Regions from separate parts of the Mus musculus genome. Here all the other regions are linked to region 3. Evidence: chromatin loops called from intact Hi-C (ENCODE). Cell type or tissue: heart. All regions are shown on one strand.

Region 1 (8,000 bases), 110 kb after region 3:
GAAGGCGATTGGATCGGCAGAATGGCTCTAGTTCATCATGAATTGTGTCACAGTTTGAGGAAGACTCCTGAATCATCCTGAGTCATTTCTTAGCTAAAGAGACTTGCCCTAATTACTTTTGCTAACAAGGTATAGGAGAGCCAGGGGAGTCTGATGTAGTACTTTGGTTTGAGGGGCTGACCCATTTGTGATGTGCACAGTACTGTGGATAAAGGCACTCTGATATTTTTAACTGACATCTGAGAGTAGCATCCTGTTATTTAGAGAGGATATCTCCTCTATCCTTTAGAGAGTATATCTTTGGAGGCCAGATCTCAATCCAGCATGAGTTCCTCTGTTGGGAGGAGATTTATGCCACACTCTACAAAAATGGTTGACTCCTCCTGTGTCTGGCTATCTTCAATCTGGCCACAAATATCTGGAGTATTTGGCTATGGTCAAGTTTGCTGGCTAATTTTATGTCATCTTGACACAAGGTAGAGTCATTCTGGAGGAGAGAACCTCAACTGAGGCAAAGCCCCCACCAGATTGGCCTGTGGTACATTCCCTTGTTTGATGATTGATGTGGGAGGGCCCAGATCACCTTGGGTCGTGCCACCTCTGGATGGGTAGTCCTGGGTAATATAAGAGACTAGGCTGAGCAAACCATGAGAGAGCAAGGTAGTAAGCATTCTTCAATGGCTTCTCCATCAGCTCCTGCTTCCAGGTTCCCGTGTTGACTTCCTGCGTTGACTTCCTTCAGTGACTTATGATACAGAAGTGTAAGATGAGATAAACCCTTTCTTCCCCAGTTGCTTCTGGACGTGGTGTTTCTATCACAGCAACAGAAACCTTAAGACAACAGTTAGCAGTGTTTTCCCCCCTCTTTCTACATGGATTGAACTCTAAGCCCTTAATACATAAATAACTGGTACGCAGTCTAGGCATTCTTTTTAAGGATGCTGCGGGAGTTTGAGTTTGCAGCCTTCTCTGTGCAGAACACCATCCTCTTCCATCCTCCCTATCTGGAGGCACTCAACATGAGATCAGAGAGAATCAGTTTTTCTGGTCAGTATGTGATGGTTGGCCTGGATGGACTGGGAAAGATCACCTATCCTTATGGTGATGAACAGAGTAGATCAATGAACAGAAAGAAACTAGTTCATACATGCCCAAGGAGGCCACAGGTAGCAAGCCTCGTAAGCAGTACACTCCATGGCCTCTGCATCAGATCCTAACTCTGGGTTCCTGCCCTGCTTGAGTTCCTGTCCTGATTTCCCACAGTGGTGGACTGTGCACTGAAAGTATAAGTTGAATAAATCTTTTCCTCCCCAACTTGCTTTTTGGCTATGGTGTTTTGTCACGGCAATAAAACGTTGATGAAGACACGGTTCTTCTATTTTAATGTTCATATAAGGCGCAAATGAATTGGGAGAATACAATTAGTCTTTTACCACTGTTTCTGGTCAGTGGCACTCAAGGATATCAGCTCAGCTCAATAAATAGGGCAGAGGTAATGACAGCAGAATAGCCATCACACTATAGGAGGATTTCCTCTTCAAGGAATAACAATAGGAACATACATGGCTATGAGTGCACTGAATCTTGAATTTCCTTGAGAGACCACAGTGTTCTCCCCAGAATAGGAAATTACTTGTTACTTCAATCACAGTACCAGAGACCAAGCCAATTTAGCAGAATGTCTTTTGGAAGAGCATAAGTCTGACAACAGGCCCAAGGTGATGCGACTGTAATGGTTAACTTTGTTAATTTGACCTAGAATCTCTTAAGATGTTAACAAGAAATTCTCTACACTGGGTTGGCCAGTCTACATGCCTGCGGGGATTATCTTACTTACATTAACTGATGTGGGAAGGCCAGGCCACTGTGGGCAGCACTATCCCCTAGGCAGGGGTTTCTAAACTGCTTCAGAGCTGAGAGCAGAGCATAAGCAAACAATTGGGCATGTATGAACTAGTCTCTTTCTGTTCTTGGAGTGGATGTGATATAACTAGCTGTCTGAAGTTCCTGCCTTGACTTCCTCATAATGATGAACTGTATATCTGGTATTGTAAGTGAAATAAACCTCTTTGTTCCCTAAGTTGCTTAGGGCAGATGTTAGGACAAAAATGAGTCTGGAACAGGAGCATTAAAGTAGCACATAGGTCAATGTCTGTCACGTACCAGTGAATTCCAGGTGAGCACGCTGGAAGCAACAATGAGTTTGATTGCTGGAGAAGGCAACCTGCTTACAAAATTAAATAAAATGCAAGACGACTGCTTAAAAGCTGGTGACAATGGGGATGGGGGTGGAGCTGATGACAAGAAGAGGGTGGTGGTGGTGGTGGCAGAGAAACTCATTGGTCAAGAGCACTTGCTGCTTTTGTAGAGGAGCAGAGCTCAGTTTCTAGTACCCACATCAGGTAGCTGATGACATTTAACTCCAGCTCCGGGTGGGTGTTGGGGGCAACACCTTTAACCTCCTCTGGCACACTCACCCATACACAAACACTCCTCACATAATGAAACGTCGTTTTTGTTTGTTTGTTTGTTTGTTTGTTTGTCTGTCTTGTTTTTAATAAGCTGGCAATGGGCTGGGGAGCTGTCTCAGTTGGTAAAAATGATGACCATATCACCACAAGGACCACAGTACAGATTCCCATGTCAAAAGCTGTACACATGGTACCTGATCCTGTCACCTGTAAGTCCAGTGGATACAGGTAGATGGACCCATGGAAATCACTGGTCAGCAGGCCAAGCTGAACTGCTGAACTACAGGTTCAGGGAGAGACTGTTTCAAAAACTAAAGGGAGAGGTATTGAGACTGACACCTGACATTAATGTTTCTGGCCTCCACGTGCACATACACAGATACACACAACCCCACATAAACACACACAACACGGCCTCTACATTCAAAAGCCGGAGATCAAGGAATTGTTTAAGTTTAAAACAGTTACAAACATCTAAACACCAAAAACGATCACAAGGAACTCCAAGAGGGCACTGGCTAAGCCTTGGTACTGACACTTTTGGATGCAGCTGCTGTTTCCTGGAAGAAAGTATGGGAACAATCTCATTGGTTTGTGGACACCTTAACATTTATGCTTCCCTGGCTAAAAAGATGCAACATTATCCATTTGACAACACTTAAAGAATCAATACATTATACTGAGGCCTGTCTAAATAACAACACAGACCTCATGAAATGGTTTTGATAACTTTAAATGCATGTGTCCTGGGACATACACTGCTTGGAAGGGCAAGCAGATGGCTTGAAGAAATCTTGGTTAAATGTGACAGGGGAAGAACATAAAATGGTTGCTAAGATGTTCTAAAAGCAAGAGAGTTCCACTCACAGAATTTTTCCCAATAGTTTTTTATACCTACTAAAAAAGTACCCTTCAGCAGTTCTAGATTCTATGTGTAGATGCTACATATAAACGTATAAGTAACCTAGGATCTTATATGTATGTAAACCTACTGTATCTAGCACGAAACTTTCAGTTTTTAAACAGTCTTCAATAGTTAACAGATCTGGGGGCCTGGGGGTGGAACTTAGAAGTGGAACCCTTGCTAAGCATGTGAAAGGCCCTGTGTTCTAACACTGCTAAGAAAGAAAGAGAGAGAGAGAGAGAGAGAGAGAGAGAGGGAGGGAGGGAGGGAGGGAGGGAGGGAGGGAGGAAGAAAGAAAGAAAGAAAGAAAGAAAGAAAGAAAGAAAGAAAGAAAGAAAGAAAGAAAGAAAGAAAGAAAGAAAGAAAGAAAGAAAGTAGCAATGGGCATTGAGCAGGTACAAGTTTTCCTCATTTCCCCTACCACAGTAAACCAGCAATTAGTTCATCTTCAGATTCTCCTACAGTGTCTTGAGCTAGTTAGTGTCTTAAGACATCCAGCTGTAGAGACTAGGATCCTGGAGTCCTATTTATGGCTTCAAGAACCCATAGCAAGCTGGAATCTCTATTTGTAGGGTAGGTTCAGGAGGTAAGGAAGAGGACAAGGAAGATTTGAAACACAGAACTTTAATCATCACAAGTCAAAGAGCCCGGACATCGGCTTCTTTCATCTCTTGTGTCCCGATACTTACACATCCCGGAACTACTCTGAAGGTGGAAAAAGTGGGAAAAGAGGCGCGGACCCCCCCCCCCCCCCAACCCGGCCTGCACACTGTCCAGTTCTAGGCTACATCCAGCAACCAAGTCTTCAGGCGCTCGGCGCTCCGCCCACTCCCCGCCCCCCTCCTGAGGCCCGGCCTCACAGCACGCGCTGCCGGCCGCCGCCCCGCCCCGCCCCCACGTGACAACCCCACCCTCCGTAATCGCTCCGATTGGCTCTTGGGCAGCAGAGGGCGGAGTCTGTGTCGAAGTACAGTGTCCCAGACGCGGCTGCACTTTTCAAACCTCAACTGTAAGAAGCGTCGGTCAGCGTCTGTGCGGTCGCCGCCGGGAGTCGCCTCACAGGGGCCTGGCTGACGGCGACCAGCCGTTGTGGGGAAGAGTGCGAGGTGAGCCCGTGTAGCCGTGGCCCGGTCGGAGGGAGGGCAGAACCCGCGACGGCGCGGAGCTGCGGCGGAGCGGTCGGTGTGGGGGCGCGGGGACCCTGCGGCGAGCCCGAAGGCCAGAGCCGGCGTCCCTGAGCGCGGCCATGCCCGATAGCCTCCGCGGCGTCTCGACGTGGTCCTCCGGGTGGCTCCGGGGCTCGCGTGCTGTGGGCGCGGGACGCCTTCACGTCGGGGCGGGTGGACGCGTCCGGCCAGCAGCCTGGGAGAAACTTTGCGGTCATCGCGTGGGCCGCTGTCAGTCCCGGCGTGGGGAGCCACAGCTGTTTCCGTGACTTTTTGGCTTTAAAGCAGTGGGAATTCTTCTGTACTTGTGACCCATCCTCAGACTAGACAGCCACATCATGGCCACGGTCTGGATCTTTATCCCGACTCGGCCTTACCGTGGGAAAAGCGCTTAATTTGGCTTCACTCTCGGGATATAGATGAGTGGAGACAAAGTTGAAAGAAACTTCACGGCCGGCCGGCTGGTGGCTAGTGGCCGTGGCTGTGCTGGGACTAGAGAAGCGCTGGCTTCAGCTTGCAAGTTGGAATTAAGAAATACTTCTGAAAGCCTAGGAATTTCAACCATAATCATTAGCTTGCAGTGTGACATTCACTGAGGGTTTGGCTGACGTCATGTTTACATACATGGTACCGATAACACCGAACCTCGCCGGCAGGTTTGATACCGTGTGGACTTTTTAAGTGTTCAAGACTGGGAGAGAGGCTGTGCCTTGAGCAGCAAGGTCTGCAGAGGTAACGAGGCAAGTGGAGGCATATGTAACATGGAATTTAGAACTCCAGGAGCACAGTTTTATTATGGAGAGATATAAACTCCTTTCTCATTGGTACAGTCTTCACAGTGAGATGCCCAGAAATGGTTTTCAACAACTTCATAAAAATTGAATCACAGTGCCTTAAAATTGTGTATATTAAAAAACACTAGTCCATGGAAATCGTGACCAAATTTTAGACCTGTCTTTTCACCTAATCTTTTTGATATTAATTTAATTTTTTGGTAGTTTTAATATTTCAAGTAATTGGTTTTTTTGAGATACACATACATTTTAGATAATTTTCTGGAATGAAGGTTTACTATTAAAGTAAATTTACTTACATGACAGTATGCTTAAGTTAGAGAAGTAATATTTCTGTGATTTCAAAATTTTTTGTATGTGGATAGATTGGTAATAGTTTTTCTTGGATTTTTTTTTTTTTTTTTTTTTAAAGTAAGAATTTAGTTTCAGGAGATGGCTCTGCTGGGAAAGGTTCTTGACACCAACTCAAATGTCCTTATCCCCAGGGCCTACATGGTAGAAAGAGAAAACCTACACTTACAGCTTGTCCTCTGACCTCTAAACTTGCATGTAATAAAATATTAAGAAAAAAATTACATTTTGGTTAAGGTAGAAGTGGCATTTTAGTAGAAACTTCATAAATCAACAGTCTACCATTTATATCTAAATTAATGTCTATAGACAATGTAGGCATTTAATGGCAGACACTTCTAATTTCATTTTTCAGTGTGTATTGACAGTGAACAGTTTGTCATTGGGGTTAAGTGAACGTATAACCATGTTTTCATTGGTTTGTTTTGTAGCTGCTTGACAATTATAAGGAAGAATTTCTGTGTCAAAATCTCCCAGTTTTTTAGAGACTCAGTTTAAAACTAAATTTTCTCAAGATATGATATATTATAATGCTTATTTCCTGTGTCTAAAATTCTTACCTCCTGCATCTTGACATTTACTCTACACTTGAGTCTTGCTTGCCAGTTTTAAAGGCTTTTTGTCTTTTGAGACAGGGTCTCACTTTATAGACTTAGCTGGCTTTGAACTCAAGAGATCTGCCTGGCTCTGCCTTCCAAGTTCTGAAATTAAAGGCCCGCACTATCAGCTCAATTTTGATTATTTGTCTACTTATATGGCACTGTTGGGGACTGAACCTATGCCTTGTGCATGCAAGTTGGTACTCTGCCAAAAGAGCTATATATGCAACTACACATAGTTTATATTATCTATACCAGACTATTTTGAAAAGGATGTGTTTTTGAACTGAGTTCAAGACAGAGAAATATTCTTTTTAATTATCTTGTGCATGTAAATGAACCCCTTTTTTGAATTTATATTTATACATGATATATTTTGATTGATCACTTTGCTTTTTCCAACTAGTGCAAAAGAGGATGTACTTTAAGCATTGAGAAATTTTAATTGTAAAATGGTAGTTGTTTTTTTAACCCTTTAAGAATTAGATTCCAGTTTACATTGTAACAGTTACTGAACAAACATTATTTCAGAGGTGTTATTAGTAAAGGGTACGGTAATTTATTTTACAACAGAAATCCAATTTTCCATCTGATGAGTGATGAGCCCGCCATTATTTCCGGTTTTCAACATCTTCTCACCCTACTTCACAATTACAGGATCTATTTCTTTTTCTGAAGGTGGGTGGGGATGGCATCAGGCCTTACTGTCTTGGCCCAGTGTCAGGCTGAGGTTCCTTGCCTGGGACGTAACCCCGCTGTAATCTATACTCTAGTGGTTGGACTAGAGTCAGTTGGCTTCCCATTGTAATTTTCAGGGAATTAAATTACTGGATTTTGCTTGCTGTTCAGTGTTTAAAAACAAACATAACAGTACAGTGCTGTGAGTAGAGTACATAGAACATAGAAATCGTCTGTCAACACTAATGCTGTCTTCCAGTCCCTGGCCAACTAAAACACATCCTTGAACGAACAGAAAGTTCTTATTTCTTCTAGATGCTAGATAAGTAAACCTTCAGTTTATCTGTTTCCTAGACACAGCTCAGTCTTGTTGGTGCCCATGTGGTATAGAGAAGTTGCTTGGCTGCCATAGTCATTCACATTTACTTCATGAAGGTCTATGGATAGGACAAGTATGTGGCTTTCAGGATGTTCTTAGCTAACATAAGCATTTACATGAAAACAAGTGGTCGCCTAGTCTGGAACAGTTAGAGCAGACTAAATGGTTTTTGTTTTTTGTTTTTGTTTTTTGTTTTTAAATCTTACATTATAATAGGTGATAAAATAATTTTATTTGATTTCTGAGTTATGTGGCTTCCTTGTTTTGAAAAAGAAGTTCTGTACGAGCAGTTTTAAATATTTTGTATTTAACCAACTACTAAAGTAAGCAGAGACTGTTTTGAAGGCTCCGATACTGCAATTTCAAGATGAGTCTCAGTTCCGCGTAATCCCTTTGGATGTACCTTATCATTTATAGCATTTTGTTCAAACAGTTTTTAATTCTTACCAGGTACCCCATTCGGAGTTGCTTAAACTCAAGTAAAAGGTTATTGTCCTTTGACAGAAAATATGATTGCACTCTAATGTTAAATTTTCAGGTAAATTGGTATGTCCAGAGTTCTCGTGTTTGAAGCATAAAGAAAAGACATTTAAGTCAACCTGTGGGTTTGAGGCAAGGCTTCCTGGGGCAGAGCATGAATACAAAGTAGCCATTTAAG
Region 2 (8,000 bases), 120 kb after region 3:
AAAAAACAGTTGTTCTCAGCAGGAGGTGAGGAGGGTGATGTAGCAACAGCAACAGACACTAGAGGGGTATTATGGGAGAGTCCTAGCAGAATAACTCCTGATCTTTCATAGATAGACGTGGCTGAGAGTCTACCATAATTACACAGATTTGGTTAATATCAAATAGTAATTTGATACTAAAAGTACCAAAAGTTTCAGACTATGAACTTCAGATATGGATTTGACTCTGGGTTGGTAATTTATTTATGATCAGTCATTGACCCAGCAAAATAGAGTTTTCAGTACTGGGTTGTGCCAAGGGTAGAACTGTTAAGGTCTAGGGGGGTGGTTCTAGATTTAGTTTTGGAAAGTAGCCAATCCATGAGCAAGTTCTGTTTCTTGATTTATGTGGGACAGAAATATAATGCACAAAATGTGAATTTGCTACCAAGTTTGTGGACATGTTAAGTTAAAACAAATATTCATTACATTACTATATTAAATTCCACAGGTGAGTGGAAGCCATGGATTTAAAGAATAGCAATTCACAGTCAATACTAATGATACCTCCTTCCACCTGCATCATAACCATTTCTCACTATTTTTATAGCAGTTTCTTTTTAAATGAAGTCAGTAGCTGTGCTTAGTTACCATTCAATTTATGTCTATGTGTGCTTCTGGCGTTTTCCGCTTGTGAATAGAATAAGCTCCTGAAATCAGCATATCTATGTTGTTCTATCTTAATACTATATTTGGAGCTGTGTAAGTAATGCACATCCTGCCTGAGATAATGTCTCTGTTTTTCAGTTACATTTAAGTTCCATCTTCTCTCTTCCTGTCTCTTCTTTTAACTAGGTAAAAGTCTGCCTAGAGAAGCAGGTCTGGCAGTCATCAACATGTCTCGGAGGAGATTCGATTGCCGAAGTGTCTCAGGCTTGCTAACTACAACCCCTCAAACGCCGATTAAAACAGAGAATTTTAATAATTTCTATACTCTTACCCCAAAAGAACTTGGGAGGTAAGGAAACTTTGATATCTTTGATATGTGTGCTGGCTAAATTCAGTGTTTTATTTGTTATAAAACTTAGAACTGTTATCAGTGATTAGAAAGAAAAGCTTTCATCTCTATTTTCTTAGCTGAACAGAAAATTAAATCTGTGGAGGAGTTCATATCAAATATCCCACCTAGCTCCAGATCTCATTTCTTTTTGCTTCTGTGTCTGTGAATGGGAAGGGACAGCTCAGGCTGCCAAGTCCTCATCTGGGCTCTGCCATTGATTACCTGTGTGACTTCAGTTAAATTACAACACCTCTCACTGCCATCTGAAAAAGAGATAAGGATAATTGTATTTATTTGTGTAGATTTTTTAGGGTTAAATTACTTAATATTTGTAAAGGGCTAATACAGTGTTATATGTTTTGGTTCAATACATTTTGATTTTTCCATTCCTAGCTACTGTGTCTGTCTAAAATAGAAAGAGATACTTCCTTACTCCATATGTACATACCCTCATAAATTAAGAATATTTAACTCATATCTAATATCACAGTTTTATATTACAAAGAATTGGTCTTCTGTATTAGTAGAAGCCTGTCTAAATTCTTGGCTTAATCAAGTATGCACTTCTTATGGCCAAGCGTGCCCTTGACATTGAGTACTACAGTAACTTTTTAGTATGTACTAGGAAACCTGTGCCAAGTCACTCATCTGTTGTGTGTCTTCTTAGGTTTAAAGTAAGCATGGTTATGAAGAGTTAGATCATATTGTTTTTTGTGTACGTGTGTTTGTATGGAGGTAAATGTTTGGCTTATGCTACAGTGGTTTACAAAGTGTTTTCTATTGATGGGTAGACAAAAAACCAGTCTGATCTCAGTGTGGAATCTCAAGTTGCCTGGACTAGGAAAGGTAATTCTTTGCTTGTGTCTTTTATGTTTTAGGTAGAGGCAAGTCCTGGCCTTTCTCCTTTTTTCAGATGTTTCATAAAGCCCCTTTTTCATAACATAGAGATGAGACCATCTCACAGACATAGAATATTTTGCTTCTTGCTCTACTAATCTCTCCTTCATAAATAGACATGGTTTCCTTTTGGTAGCTACATTCAGTATATACTTGACCGTCTTTCAAATATTTAAACAAAGCTGGACATCATTAGTTTCCCTAAGTATGTATCGTGTGGCACACTATCCAGACGGACTTCCTTTGTTCAATTTCCCTCTTCTGGGACACTTTCTGCTTTTGATTGTTTCTGTTAAAACGAAGGGCCTAGTATTAGACACAGTATTGTTCACAGTCTTACTTTGTGAGAAGACTGCTGAAGCCATTAGATGCCCGTGTGTCTCCTTCCACATTTTGTTCCTCTCTCTTTCCTCCTTGTCCCCCTTTCTTCTTATCCATTTTTATTACTAGGGATGCCCGGTCTGTGTCATATAGCATCATATTATTCTGACTAAGCTAGTTACTTGAGCTTCCTTTGCTCTGGATCAAAATTTGTGATCAGTGATCCTCTTAGTTGAGTATTATCTCCTTTTACTTAGTTGAGAAGATAGACTAAATATGTTCAAGTTGCCTTTTATTGTAAAACAACTGGAAATTGCTCTGAACAGATACTTAGACAAAGACTTGAGCATTCTTACCTGTTTTTCTAGGTTACTATTTGGATGAGTAACTTTATTAGGTTAACTTCAAAATAATAGGCATCGAGGCTAAAGAGAGCTTTTTCCCTTTAACTTTGTAGAGGACTTGCGTGGGGTCACTGTTAACTTTACACTGTCTGCAGGTGAAGGGATGGCATAAGGAACCAGCCTGAGCTGGACTAAGTTTGCTTTTAAAGCAAAAGCTCGTTATAGGTTATGGTTAAAACAAAAGTCAGATTCCTAGTGTCCCAGAATCAGATAGCTTCATGGAAGAGACTTAAATCACATCTTTAAATTGCTTTGGGCTAGTGACTCATGTGATAAATATTGTTATATTTAATTTTCAGCGTTGGCAATTAAAAATTCTAATTTTTAAAGCCTTCCATAAATCTTAAAAATCTGTCAAGCTCTTAACCAGACTTAGTGAGCTTGTTTGATGAAGTGAAGTTGGGGTTCATTCTTTTCTTTCCTCTAGGAGGTTTGCATATTTTGTAATTTAGAAACATAATTCTAGCATATAGAAAACTACAAGTTATCTGTCCATACCAGCCGTGTTTAAAAATTAATTTTAAATGTCCTTTAAGCAACACAAAGGGAAATATATAACGTAAGTCTAAGTTCATTTTTCACTAAACTGCATTGTTCCTGTTTTTTACCATGTTGGGTAAGTTTTTTCCACCCCTCCCCCAGCTGAGGCAAAGTTTCATCGGCCTTGTGGTTAGAAGGGGGAGGCAGATTCAGAAATAAAACGTCAGCTTCCTTTGTGGCTTACCCTCCCCATCCCTTGGTGTTTTATTGTGTGTTTTAGAATGCCGTGGGTAACAGCTAGACCTTTTTCATTGCTGGGAAATCTAGTCAGCCTTGCCCTTTATGTTATTATTAAGGTTTTACATTCTCTTGACGGCTTCTCTTCAGTTTGGTATAGGAACATAGTTTAAAGATTACTGTTAGACGTCTTAAACTACAACTGGCATCTAAGGATAGAAAGTAGGTACTTGTTCTTTTCGCCTAAAGCCTCTGATAATAATGGTAAAATATTTATCTTGCTTCACAGTATTTATATGAATATATGCATATGAAATTGTATAAGTATGTTGATGTAACTTTCTCAAATGTTTAAAAATGCAAATGTGAGCCAGGCAGTGGTGGTGCACACCTTTATTTAGTCCCAGCACTCTGGAGGCAGAGGCAACTGTGGATCTCTGAGTGGGAGGCCAGCTTGGTCCAGAATGGCCAGGGCTACAGTCCCAAAAAACCAAAGAAAGAAGAAGATGATGAAGAAGAGGAGGAGGAGAAGTGGGGAGGGGGAGACAGAAGAGGAAGAAGAGGAGGAGGAAGAAGAGGAGGAGGAAGAAGGGGGAGGAGGAGTAGGAAGAAGAGGAGGAGCAAATGTGGATTTAAAAACAGCACAATGTGTGGTGTTACAGTAGATATTCAGACTCTAGCATTTGCTCAGAAACATTTCAGGTGATATTAAGTGTTAGTTAGCTAAGTATAGATTTTTTTAATAGATTTGATTAATTAGATTAGACACGTTCCCTGTCCTCATAGAGTGTTCCCTTAGCAGTGAACACTGTCAAAAGAACCATCACCCATGACATTTGCGCAACTTTGTCCTGAGCTCATGAATGTAAGAGTAGTTTAAGAGAGTCTTAGGAAGCCGAAATAGTGAGGTAAAAATAGATGAAACTTGTTAATCTTGCTACTTGTTTTTGAAGCAATTCTAGTTCATAGATACCTTCAGGTAACTGGAGAGTAGTGACGTCATCACAACTGTAAATGCCCTGTCTTTCAGATATGTAATGTCCTTGGTTTCCTAGCTTGGTTCCTAAATTTTACAAGGTGAGGGTTTTTCTAAAACCTCAACTCCCTTTTCTGTTTTAGACAAGTTTTTGCTTCTGTATCTAAGTAAGACTTGGTAATTGTTAAACTTAATAAACAAATCCATTTTAAGGGGAGAAATTGTTCCATAGTTGTGAGACAAGAAAGCTAGAAATTCTTGGCACTGAACAGTAAAGGATCAGGTTTGTATAGGCAGTTTATTTCATTGAGGTATGTAGGCTTCATATTATAGACTGTATACTTTATTTTTAATTATTAGCTACATGTTTTAGATTGACACTGATTTTTGAGGTATTTGGAAAATAATGAGGAGGAAACTGTTGTTCTGGTTCTTGTGAGTAACAAATAAAATGCAGGCAAGCAATTTCTTCTCCTAACTCCCACACAGGGGGTTAAACCACTTAGGTTAAATGGTTGACCCTGCTATCAGCTGACCATCTATGTTTAGAAGTATATTTTTGAGAGTAGCTGCAGCAATGGAGTTAAAATACCAGTTTCTGGAGATTTACTTGTACCCAAGTTAGTACCAGAAACTAGAATGTGGTTTATTCTTAGTTATTAAATTGGGATCTTTTAGAGTAGAGCCTAGCAGGTTTATGATAGGCTTCAATCTGAAAACCCTCTGGGATTGAATGTAAACCTCCCTGTCTAAGGTCATGTTGCCTCTTTTTGGAGTGTGCAAATCAATAGTTTGTTAGTTCTTAGACTAATCTTAGGTTCAGAATAGCTTTATATCTTTGAAAAACTAAATGCTTATAATAATAATATATGCATATACCAGGAGAAATAATCTTTGTGCTTTTAAGTTTGGGTAAGATGCTAAGTACTTCTATTAAAGAGATAAAAACATATATAATTTCCTAAAATGACAGATGTGACATTACCGGGTGTTTTTATACCAAACTGTTGATCATCCTTAATTTCTTACATGATCCCAAAATACATTTGAATACCCTCCATAGGATCCATATCCCTTGTGTATCTGTTAGAGGCATAGTGTTGTTAGGCACATGATATTATCAGGTACACTGAAATGTATTATACTGATAGTAAAAACAATAGTTTATTCTGCTATGATAATTGCCTACACTTACACAGTAACATTGTAGACTTAATAAAAGAGCACATAGTATTTGTGTCAGCTTGTACAAAAAAGAAAATTTCCTAATGGCACAGATACGTGAAAGACTTCACCTTAAGTTGGAGTTATGAAGTTTCCCTATTCTTTCTTTCTAGAGGAAAATTTGCTGTGGTTAGACAATGTATATCAAAATCAACTGGACAAGAGTATGCTGCCAAATCCCTGAAAAAGAGGAGAAGAGGGCAGGATTGCCGGGCGGAAATTCTGCATGAGATAGCTGTGCTGGAGCTGGCCAGGTCTTGTCCCCACGTGATTAATCTGCATGAGGTCTACGAAAATGCAACGGAAATCATTTTGGTGTTAGAATAGTAAGTATGTGCTTCATACATTTAAGGTGTTTATTGTAATTGGTGGAATACGATGCAGAATGTCAGATGACAACAGTATGACAACATTGACTATTGATAAAATATTAGAGAGACATAGTTTATATTTGTACATTTTTTTTCCAAGGCTAAATATGTAGCCTCAAACATCTAGGCCAAAATTCATTTACAGCAGGCAACAAACATAGTCAACCCAACAATTTGGGAATATAGTTGCAATAATTTAATTCCATATTAATAGTTTATAACTTGAGGGTTTTGTCTAGAAATAATCTAATAACAAATAAAATAGAAGCCATGTTTTATGTTTTGCTAATCTGTTTAGTAAAACATGTCCAAAGAAATGATGCAAGAAGAGGGCTTGTAAAAGATGTCTACTACATTGTTATGCCATTTATAGTACATAGGATTTAAAAAGCAATGTCAGCAACTGTAGCCAAAAGAAAAAAATCCGTCTGGTTAGTGAACAATTGCAAACACTAAAGCACTCAGTAATGGATGAAGTGTTATGAGTGTCAGACTGTTAAGATCCCCATGGCTGGCTAACCAAGTTCAGCATCAAATACACTTACTAGTTTTTGAAGATGGACAATATATGAAAGAGAATAGTAAATTAATACTGAGTTCACCACCTGTTTTGATAGGCTTTAGTAAAGTAAATCTACTTCAGCACAAACTAAAAAAGGAAAGTACTGTTTTAGAGAAAATAATGCTACAAACTAGAGGAATTCTTTTTACCAGTCAATGTATACAATGCATCGCCCTTTGAATGTGACAGTGTATTTGTCCTATTTTACTTTATTTGTATGTGTATATATGTACATGGAGTGTGAGTGATGCACGTTTGGTGTGTGTGTGGTATGCACAAGCATGTGCAAGCATGTGGAACTCAGAGATAGATTTTAGGTGTCTTCTCAATTGATCTTCATCTTATACATTGAGACTGGGTGGGTCCTTGAGTAAACCTGGAGTGTGCCCTTTCTGCCAGTCTGGTTGGCCTGCTTGCTCCTTAGATGCTCTGTCGCTATCTCCTATGCATTAGGGTTGTAGGCAGGCCACCACACCTGCTTTGTGATCAGAACCTGGGCCTCATGCTTTCTGAGTTCCCACCCCATCTCCTGTGAGCTTCGTTTTAGGATTCATATTGTAAGGAAGTAGAGATTTGTTCATATGGGTTTTTTTTTAAGTCAATTGTTTTATGTAAGAAAATAGATTTGACTAAAATAATTTGTGAATGAAAATTATTTTTTAAAAAGATTTATTTATTTATTTAATGTATATGAGTACATTGCAGCTATCTTCAGACACATCAAAAGAGGACATCAGATCCCATTACAGACCGTTGTGAGCCACTATGTGGTTGCTAGGAATTGAACTCAGGACCTCTGGAAGAGCAGTCAGTACTCTTAACCTCTGAGCCATCGCTCTAGCCCGGAAATGATGATTTTTAAAAGGTTAAACTGACATGTAGTTTACTGAACAATGAGTAGTATATACATTTCTCAGAACAAGATACATAAAAGTATATTCTAGAAGCTTCAGAGTAAATTAGCATAGCAGGAAATACTAGGATACTACCAATGCCATTTCATTTTTCATGCATTTTATGATGATTTTTGTCAAAAGTTCTTCAGCTGCCTTTGCTCTAGTTCTTTTCCTATAAATTATGGGAAAAGCATAAACATTAGAAAAACAGCTAATAAAATACTAGGTATAGAGATGAATACAAGACATTGACTGTGTTAATAAAATCCTGTTTGGAGATCGTCTGAAGAGCTACAACAAAATTCCTTAGAATCATGATGTATTTTATGCATAGGTCATGTTCACAATCTGAAAATGGATCTAGGAACCCTATCCAACAAATTTAATAGGACTGACTGTGATCTAAATACCTCTCTCTGGCTGAGATAGAACTAGCCCTCAGCAAGTGTAGTGGTAGATTAGTGTATTTAATCTCTTAAAGTAACTTTAAGACTAAAGGTAATTGCTAGGATTGGGGCTCAAGCGTGTCTGTCACTTTCTGGATGGCAGTGTTACACTGGGCATTCTCATTTAATCCTAACAATTTGGCCAGA
Region 3 (8,000 bases):
TTTAAATGAAGTTTCAGACAGTTACACGTTAGATACTCAGAAGTAATTGCAGGCTATTCAAAAGTTGTGAGGTGAAAGTGACCCACATTTTAAAAAAGGGACCAGGTCAACTTCATCGCTCATCTGAACTAGTTAGCATTCCCTGTGGAAAGTGATCCAACTGATGTGTGTCACCGACGGAGCTAGCCAGCCTACACTTTTCCTGCTGAAGTTCCATGCTTGCTCTGTATTTGCTTACTCATGGTGGTGCTGGAAATGAAACCCGGACCCATTTCACTTTAAAGTCACCTACGCTTTTTAACAACTTGCTGGTGACCTGAGTCACCCCTTTTATAACACTTTTACAAATAAGCTAAAAAAGCAAAATAATAAGGAAACCAATCCAAGTTCACACAGAGGACCCTGAGCAGAGCCAAAACACACGCAGAGGTGTGCTGGCTTGCTCCTGGGCGCTGTTTCCTGTTCCTGCCCTAGATCTGTGGCAATGATAGAGACTCTCAAGACCTTTCCTCTCAGGTACTAGAGACTGGAGGGACATGTGCACACCCAATATACGCTTTCCATCTGATTCTGACAAAGAGCCCCTTAGGATGTGCACACAGGACCTCTTTCCTGCCTATGGCCATGCCTCCAGCATGTTAGCAGTGAGAACTGGACAGGTGTGGATTGGGCCGCTGAACCAGAAGCGGTGTTTTCAGCTTGCAGCAGTGGAAAAGCCACTCCCTGTGAGTGGCTGTGATTCTCAGCCCCAGTTGAGGGCATACTTCAGCGCTTTGCCAAAACCAGACTGGGAGGAGGTGTGAGAGAAGCCAGAGGAAATAGCATAGAAGAGCTATGAAAAGGAGATGGTTCTCATTGGGTTATGAAGTCAGGGGAAAGGTGGATTCGGGTCCTAGCTTTAAGTTCCCAACTGTATCACTGAAACCTACAATTGTGGCACAACTGTGTGAACAGTGACCAATACTCAGATGTCTTTACTTATCAAATAATGGAAACCCTCTGTGGAGATGGCGGCTCCAGCTTGGAGTTTAGAAAGGCATGTTTGCTCGACAGCGGAGCTTTCAGGGAGACCAGCTAGGACTGGCATGTCTACACTGTAACCAGGAAAACCTATACAGAGTTTATTTGGGAGGGTGTATTTATCCACGCGCCAAAGTTCAAAGGTCAGTGAGCTGAGTTTATTAGGAGGTTCCTGGGGTTGCAAGAGCCCCCTGGTTCTTTCTGTCTCCTGCTTATCCATTTCCATTGTCCTAGTATGTTGGCTGTTACAGTCTTACTTTAGAGAACAGGGGAGAGGGTGAGCAGGAGGACTCACCTGTGTCCCCGGGAAGGAGGCTCTGACAAGTGGTGTATTCCACTTAGTCTTGACCCTCAGATACAAGGAGACCGGGATAATTGCTTTCACTGATTCTCTATGGGTCCTTGTGGCTTCTTTTTCCAGCCTTGTGCATGGACCATAGCAAGAAACTTTGTAATGGTTAGAAAAAAGGCTTAAAATTGAAAACTATTATTCATGACAATAACAAACAGTAATACTTATTTGAAATGCTATAGAAATTATGTTTTAAAATGTATATGAACTTTCTCATTAGTTTGTATAGGTGTGACATCATAATTTAATAGGAATGGTGTCACAATGTAGGTATGATATCATAATTTAATAGAGAAGAAAATGGAGCCTTAAAATATTGGAGGCAGTTTTCCCAAAAGTACATTAGCATTGATTAGCAGGGAGTCCTTCTGTAGGTCCTAAGCATTCAAGCCAGATTAGATTATACTAAATGCAGGTTTATTGGGGAACTGCCCTCAGGCAAGTTCACTGGCCTCCAGGGAAGCCAGGGAAGTCACCATGGGGGTGGGGGTGGGGAGGAAGAAAGGTTCTGTGCACAGAGAAAGAAGAGAAGGTGAAGGGAGAGGAGGAGGAGGAAGAGAGAGAGAGAGAGAGAGAGAGAGAGAGAGAGAGAGAGAGAGAGAGAGAGAGAACGAGAACATGCAAAATGTCTGGATTGTATAGGGAAGAGCCTCTGGAGGAGGGGCAGCCCAGCCCAGGGCTGGAAAGTTCACAGTTGGGGCAGGGTAGGGACTTAGGGATGCTCAGAGAGCCTAGAGGGCAGGTCTGCTTTGGTATGTAAGATACACACCTCAGTACCTTGTCCTAGGGTCTGAGAGCAAACATACTTGATTCCTTTTAATTTTGAGTTTATTCATATCTATAATTTGAATTTCAAAACTTCCACTCCTGTTTACATTCTTAACTTCTCTAGGTTTTCATAGCTTATATTCCATATAACCCTTTCATTTCTTTCTAATTTTTCTGCATCTTTAAATATTTTTGTGTTATTTTAATTCTTGGTTAGTTAGGAGGGAGAAAGCTGTCACCTTGTCCTCTTGTTGGGAATCTGTTTGGAGCCCTTAGGTATTTCCTCGGTCCCTCTCTTCTCTCCCAGGTCAGCCCTAAAAGCTGTTGAGGAGGATAGGGTGAGTAAGGCAAGGTGCCTTCCCTCAAGACATTTACATAACTCTTCAGAGAATGGGTTTTAAACAAGCCTGTTAACATCAAATTAGGTTCTGACACTATATGCAAATCAGCACTGACCTACATGCAGACACCCATTTGTGCTTGTAATTATAAGTGCATCATGGTGCCTCTAATCACCACCCATCTCTTGAGAGCATTCCTAAAGTGCTACATAATTAGGCAATACTATTTTAGCACTTTTTGAATTTTCCCTTAAGTAATACATTATAATAATATTATATACTATATATATGATTATATATATTACATTTCCTTATATTATTATGTTTACAATAAAATCTTGCTGTTAATTTATACAAAAAAGAGACTTGATGATAATATCTGCTTTGTAAAGGCAGGAGTTAAACATGCTTGTTTATAAGAATGATTGTTCCTTCATGACATTAGAGTAAGGTCAGGAATATAAGACACCTAGATAAAGTGAAGGCTGGCATGAAATTTGAGGACAGAGCTTGTCAATACAAGGCCATGAGGACTGCCACTCATGTGTTTTGCCTTGAGAGAAAGAATGCTTCATCTCTTAAGGTGGAGAAGGCCTACTCAGTCTTTGCACTTAGAAATCCCATAGTATGAGAAGGGACTGGAAACATTTCCTTGGTAGTTTTTCTGCTTTGTTTTATGATACTTTGATTTTTATTATTTATTTATATTTTTTATTTTTTTAGGAACCCTGAAAACTAGCCAATGTTTGGAATGACTTAGAGATAGTGGGTAGCCAATAGAAAGTTTGTTTCAGAGTAATGATGTCATCAAACTACTGAGAAGAAACAGTCTTATAAAAGGCTCAAGGAATAAAAATATTTAGAGTTACGAACAACTAGAAACCACCTTACTTAATAAAATGAGTGGTGCTCAGGGGACACTGGGAAAATGGAAGGGTCTAGAGGCTGACAGCATTAGAAAAGAAGGAAGTGTGATGGTGACATTTCCGATGATTAGAAATTTCTAATAACCAGGTACGGGAGGAGCCCAGCCGCAGCAGTTAAAGGAGTCCAAATGCCCCCTTTGCTCATTGCTATGACTGTTGTTTTGTTTTGAAACAATACCTCCCTCCATATCGCAGGGTAGCCTCTACTTAGGATGTTTTTGCTCCCACAGTCAGAGTGCTGGATTGCAGGCATGTGCTGCCACACCCAGGTCCAAGCGTCCACCCTGTGGCATCCTTCTTGGACCACATCTAGATGACTATCTTTTAGAGCATTTTCTAAAACCAAGTATAATGTTCCTTCCTGCTTCCCTCATTCCAGATCCAGGCTAGGTGTGCCTTTCTCTATTCTCCCTTTTCTTAATGGATATAAAAAATTATTCCAAGGATTGGAAATTATGGGAAAACCAAACCAAGATTACTACTCAGAAGTGGGTAATTTCCTGACTGTGCCGTATTCTTGGTTGGCTGCAACATGTGTATAGTGTGTGTTGACTACTCTGCTAATGCAGTGGATTGTATCCTAGGCGTTTTTTGTCGACCACAACTCCCGGACCACCACGTTCATTGATCCTCGGCTCCCACTTCAGAGCAGTAGGCCCACAAGTGCATTGGTTCATCGACAACACCTGACGAGGCAACGCAGCCACAGTGCGGGTGAGGTGAGTCCTGGCCCTTTAGGGACTAAACAGTTGATGGATAGTAAATGGATTGCCTTTTTGTTGTTTGCTTATTTGGGGCATTTTGTTTTTGTTTTTGTTTTTTGGGGTTTTTTTGTTTGTTTGTTTAATTTAGTTGTAGTGTATCATTTAGATGCTTTAAAAGTTTTAGAATGTTGATGAAAGTACCTCTTAGGCTCAATTTTAAATTTAATAGTTGGGGGTATATGATAAAAGGTTGAAGAACAAAGTCTCATATTTAACTCAGAGAGAATTGGTAATATGCAATATGCTTACAGGAGATAATAACCCAAGGATAGTCTCATAAGAAAAAAGCAAATGAGTTTTTAGTGGGCTAAAGTTTTGTCAGCTACAGAGAATAATTTCTTAAATCCGAGGGTGAATCTATAGAGTTGTGGGATCCTGCTGGGATTGTCTAAAATTAGAATGTACTTGGCAGAACCGATGCATGCATGTGTTGATTGTCCAGAGAAGATGGGCTAAGTATGACTGGACACCCCACTACAGGCTACCTTGGCAGTTTGCAGTGGTTCATAGTAACCACACGAGGGCTCTCCAATACCCTAGCCCAAAACACACAAAAATCTCTTCTTGTTTCCCTTTTCTTTGAACAACTTAAATACATAAAAGGACTTTTGTGGTTGAATTTTCTTCTCCTTAATATAAGTTTATGCCTTGTGAGCATACTGTGGCTTCTAAAAATTCCCTCAGACAAATGGAATTAAGAGTCTTTTCCTGCCTGACATTTCTAAATGCGTATCATGTTTCCAATATCAAACTGTAGGTCACATATTCTGAAGGCTTTCTTATAAAAAATAAATATGAATGCAATAAATAATTGGATTTAGTTCATCAAAATTCCACTCATGGAATTTCCCACTAATGTTCATTCTGCTTTAACGCATTACGTGTTCACTGTTTATAGAAGAATATACATGAGAAGCTCATATAAAAATGATGTATAAGTCTAATGCAGGGTGAGGTATGCACGAAAATATTTATGTTTTATGAGTAGCCAATAAATCTTTATCTTGATGTCCTGTAAATCATTACTAGTGAACTGGAGTATACTAACAGCATTCATCTTACCAAATACAACTGAACTCTCGCCCTTGGACCTCATGTAGATATGTAGTGTAATTAGGACACTGCCTGGCTTTATCACATAGACAGTGTACTTTAACTGCTTACTTTATTGTGACATCACAAGCTGAAGGTGGCTCTTCTGTTCAGTCAGGACAGTGTTTCTGGGAAAACATGTACAAGTTTAATAGCTAGACTTACACTTTTAGAACATCTGGCTCAGAACTTTGAGTTCTATGGTCTAGGGGTATCCAGACATGGAACAGGGCCTCCCAAGAGTAAATTAGCAACTTAATGAAAATCTCTCTTCTATTGCTGGGAGCTGAACAGTGAACCAGAGTAACACAGCATACAGCCACAGTACTCTCCAGCCTTTCTCAGAGAATCCCCTTTAGGGTACAGCACTTGAGAGTGCAGTGGACATAGCTGGAAACATTACCTATATTTCTGGGAGGCATTGACCACTGTCTTGTGGTCTGGTTTTAAGAAGTGAGGTCTTTGAGAAGACCTGTGGCTGTTCTAGGAAATGTTGATACACAGGAAATCATATAGACTGGTGAATTGAGATATTAAAGTTCCCTGCCTGGGGTGTGTAGAGAATGACTGGGTCTCCCCAGAGTGGCTGGCTGTTTTCCTCAAACCCAGTAACTCATTAGAAGCAGGCTGAGAAGACTTCTGGTTATATAATGGATCTGTTACCATCCTAGCTTTGTTCAGCAATGTCTACAATTGGTAGACAAGCTTGTATCTCTGCTGTGGTAACAAACACCTGCTGTCATGTGGTTGGGAGTATAACAAATACAAATAATTAACACTTATTTCCCATGTTCTTAACGTGGATAACAAATTTAAAACTATATTTTAAATGAATAAAAATAAGGGTAAAAATCCTTGATAAACTTTGAAAGGGTCAATGAGGATGCTGGGGCAGAGGAGGGTCGTATAAAATCCTGGCTACACGTGTTGACAAACTGACTTTGACCCCCTGGAACCCAGAAAAGAGTAGAAGGAGAGAACTCACTCCACAGATTTGCCCTCTGACCTACAGATGCACACCATGGCACCCATAAACACCACCTACTATTTATTTAATAAAAAAGAACCCCCCCCCCTTTTTTTTAAAGAAAACCCTTTTTTAGTAGCTGAGACAGAAAGCTGTATTTTTAATACTCTTTTAGGTAGTGATGACTTTCCTTTTTATTGTTTTCATCTGTATTAGGGCATAGGAAACAAATAATAAACCTGTTAATAATAACAACTGGTTTTGAAATCTATACCAAACACCATGGGAAGTCAGAGGACAGAACTATACTTAACTTCAGCTTGAAGGAAAGGGAAGGTTTCATGGAGGAGGGGGCTGTTTGAACTATCCTTTGGATGAGAACATTCCAGAAGAATAAGCAACCTGGAGAGGACAGAAAGGCAGCTTTTATTGTGAAGAGCTTTAGAAAGTGCCACAAAAAATGTAATATTAGTTATATTTTTAATTTGTTAATATATTGCAATATATAATAATGCAATATAATGATATGGCTATAAGGATTTCATCAGAAGGAGATAGAACCTCCACTTGAGAAGTATCAATTTATAAATCCAATATTACCTCCTTCTAGGACAGACACTAAAGCAATGTTAGAGTTTCCTGGAAGAACACAAATGAGTAGATACCTATTTGTAGGGGTTTCTAAATCTATAATAGGTACAATAAGTAATTCAGGCTAGGGTGACCTTTTTTAGGTCTTACACAACTGCTACTGTTAGCTGTCTGGTGTGGGAGGCTCAAACCAGAAAGAGCTGTTGCACCAGGCCCTCTAATGGGCATGTAAAATTGCTTCTGAGGAGATAATGCCCTAATGCACAGTCCCACAGGAAGTTTACTGCAGCTCAGCACCTCTGCTGAGGCAGGGAATTCCCTCATCTGCCTAGCTAAATAAAGGAAGGAATATCCTGGCATAGCCCAGATCCACATTGTATCACCCAGCTGTTCCCGTTGATTGAATTATGGCAGGTTGGGTTTCTGTCCATGCAGAAGTTATTCCTGATGAACCAGTCTACTATTTTGCTTCTGCAGTCTTGGTAGTTACAAGCAGATTGAACCACCGAGCCACATATACTCACTGACCCAGCTTCTCTCAAGGACAGGACTGTGTCAACATCCCCCACCAGCACCAACCCTTAAGAACAGACCTTTCAAGGACCTGGTGTCAGCCCCACGGCTAGCACCTGTTCTGATCAGTTGGTCATTTTCTGTGATAAGTGTTTTGAACAACTCGGTTTGAGGTGCCAGTGCCAAGTCCTCTGGCTTGTGGTGCAGACATAACTGTTGCTTGCATTCCCAGGTAGGAGAAGACTCTCGGCACGCAGGACCACCAGTTCTTCCCAGGCCATCCAGTACATTCAATACGGTCAGTAGGCCGCAGTACCAGGACATGGTTCCAGTGGGTATGTAGCACTTCCTACAAATCTTTATCTGTATTGTCGTATTATTTTATAGAATACATACTGTGCTGATCTGTGCCTGCGGCCTGCCTTCTACTTTTTACCTTGTATCATAAAACCACTGTATTATCTTTAAGAAACATATAACAGAACCCTGTCCTTGAGTCCCAGAGAGCTTCTGCCTTATAAAATCCCATAGTCCTACTTAGCAAGTATTGGATTGTAAAAGGAAAAAAAAAATCTAATGAGATAATTTGCAATCATTGTAAATTAAGCATTTGAACAAACATGTAATTAAAATACACTGCATCCTGAGATAGAATTTAAGTGGTAT

The links. Hi-C counts contacts between places; a loop is a spot of excess contacts. Peaks named below come from ENCODE experiments on the same cell type or tissue, not always from the same donor. Only the 100,000 strongest peaks of a DNase experiment are listed, where the experiment ranks them.
Region 1: a loop joins it to region 3, with 2.0 times the contacts of the local background. A loop is called at or near these places in 8 of 42 quality-filtered maps.
Region 2: a loop joins it to region 3, with 3 times the contacts of the local background. A loop is called at or near these places in 11 of 42 quality-filtered maps.

What each region holds. Positions count from the first base shown.
Region 1 is chr1:53,781,555-53,789,554 of GRCm38, reverse strand. It overlaps Stk17b (serine/threonine kinase 17b (apoptosis-inducing)), which reads left to right and starts at 4,340. Exons shown (of 8, transcript NM_133810.3): 1 at 4,340-4,481. In heart, no CTCF peak of the experiment used is centred here; a DNase peak (open chromatin) is centred at 4,314; H3K4me3 peaks cover 1,848 bases; H3K27ac peaks cover 1,585 bases.
Region 2 is chr1:53,769,514-53,777,513 of GRCm38, reverse strand. Stk17b (serine/threonine kinase 17b (apoptosis-inducing)) reads left to right here. Exons shown (of 8, transcript NM_133810.3): 2 at 835-997; 3 at 5,692-5,904. The coding sequence starts at 876. Among named protein-coding and RNA genes, the nearest start is that of Stk17b, 12 kb to the left of the region's middle. In heart, no CTCF peak of the experiment used is centred here; a DNase peak (open chromatin) is centred at 3,323.
Region 3 is chr1:53,887,252-53,895,251 of GRCm38, reverse strand. It overlaps Hecw2 (HECT, C2 and WW domain containing E3 ubiquitin protein ligase 2), which reads left to right. Exons shown (of 29, transcript NM_001001883.3): 15 at 3,992-4,126; 16 at 7,567-7,669. Among named protein-coding and RNA genes, the nearest start is that of Mir7681, 42 kb to the right of the region's middle. In heart, a CTCF peak has its summit at 4,688; no DNase peak of the experiment used is centred here.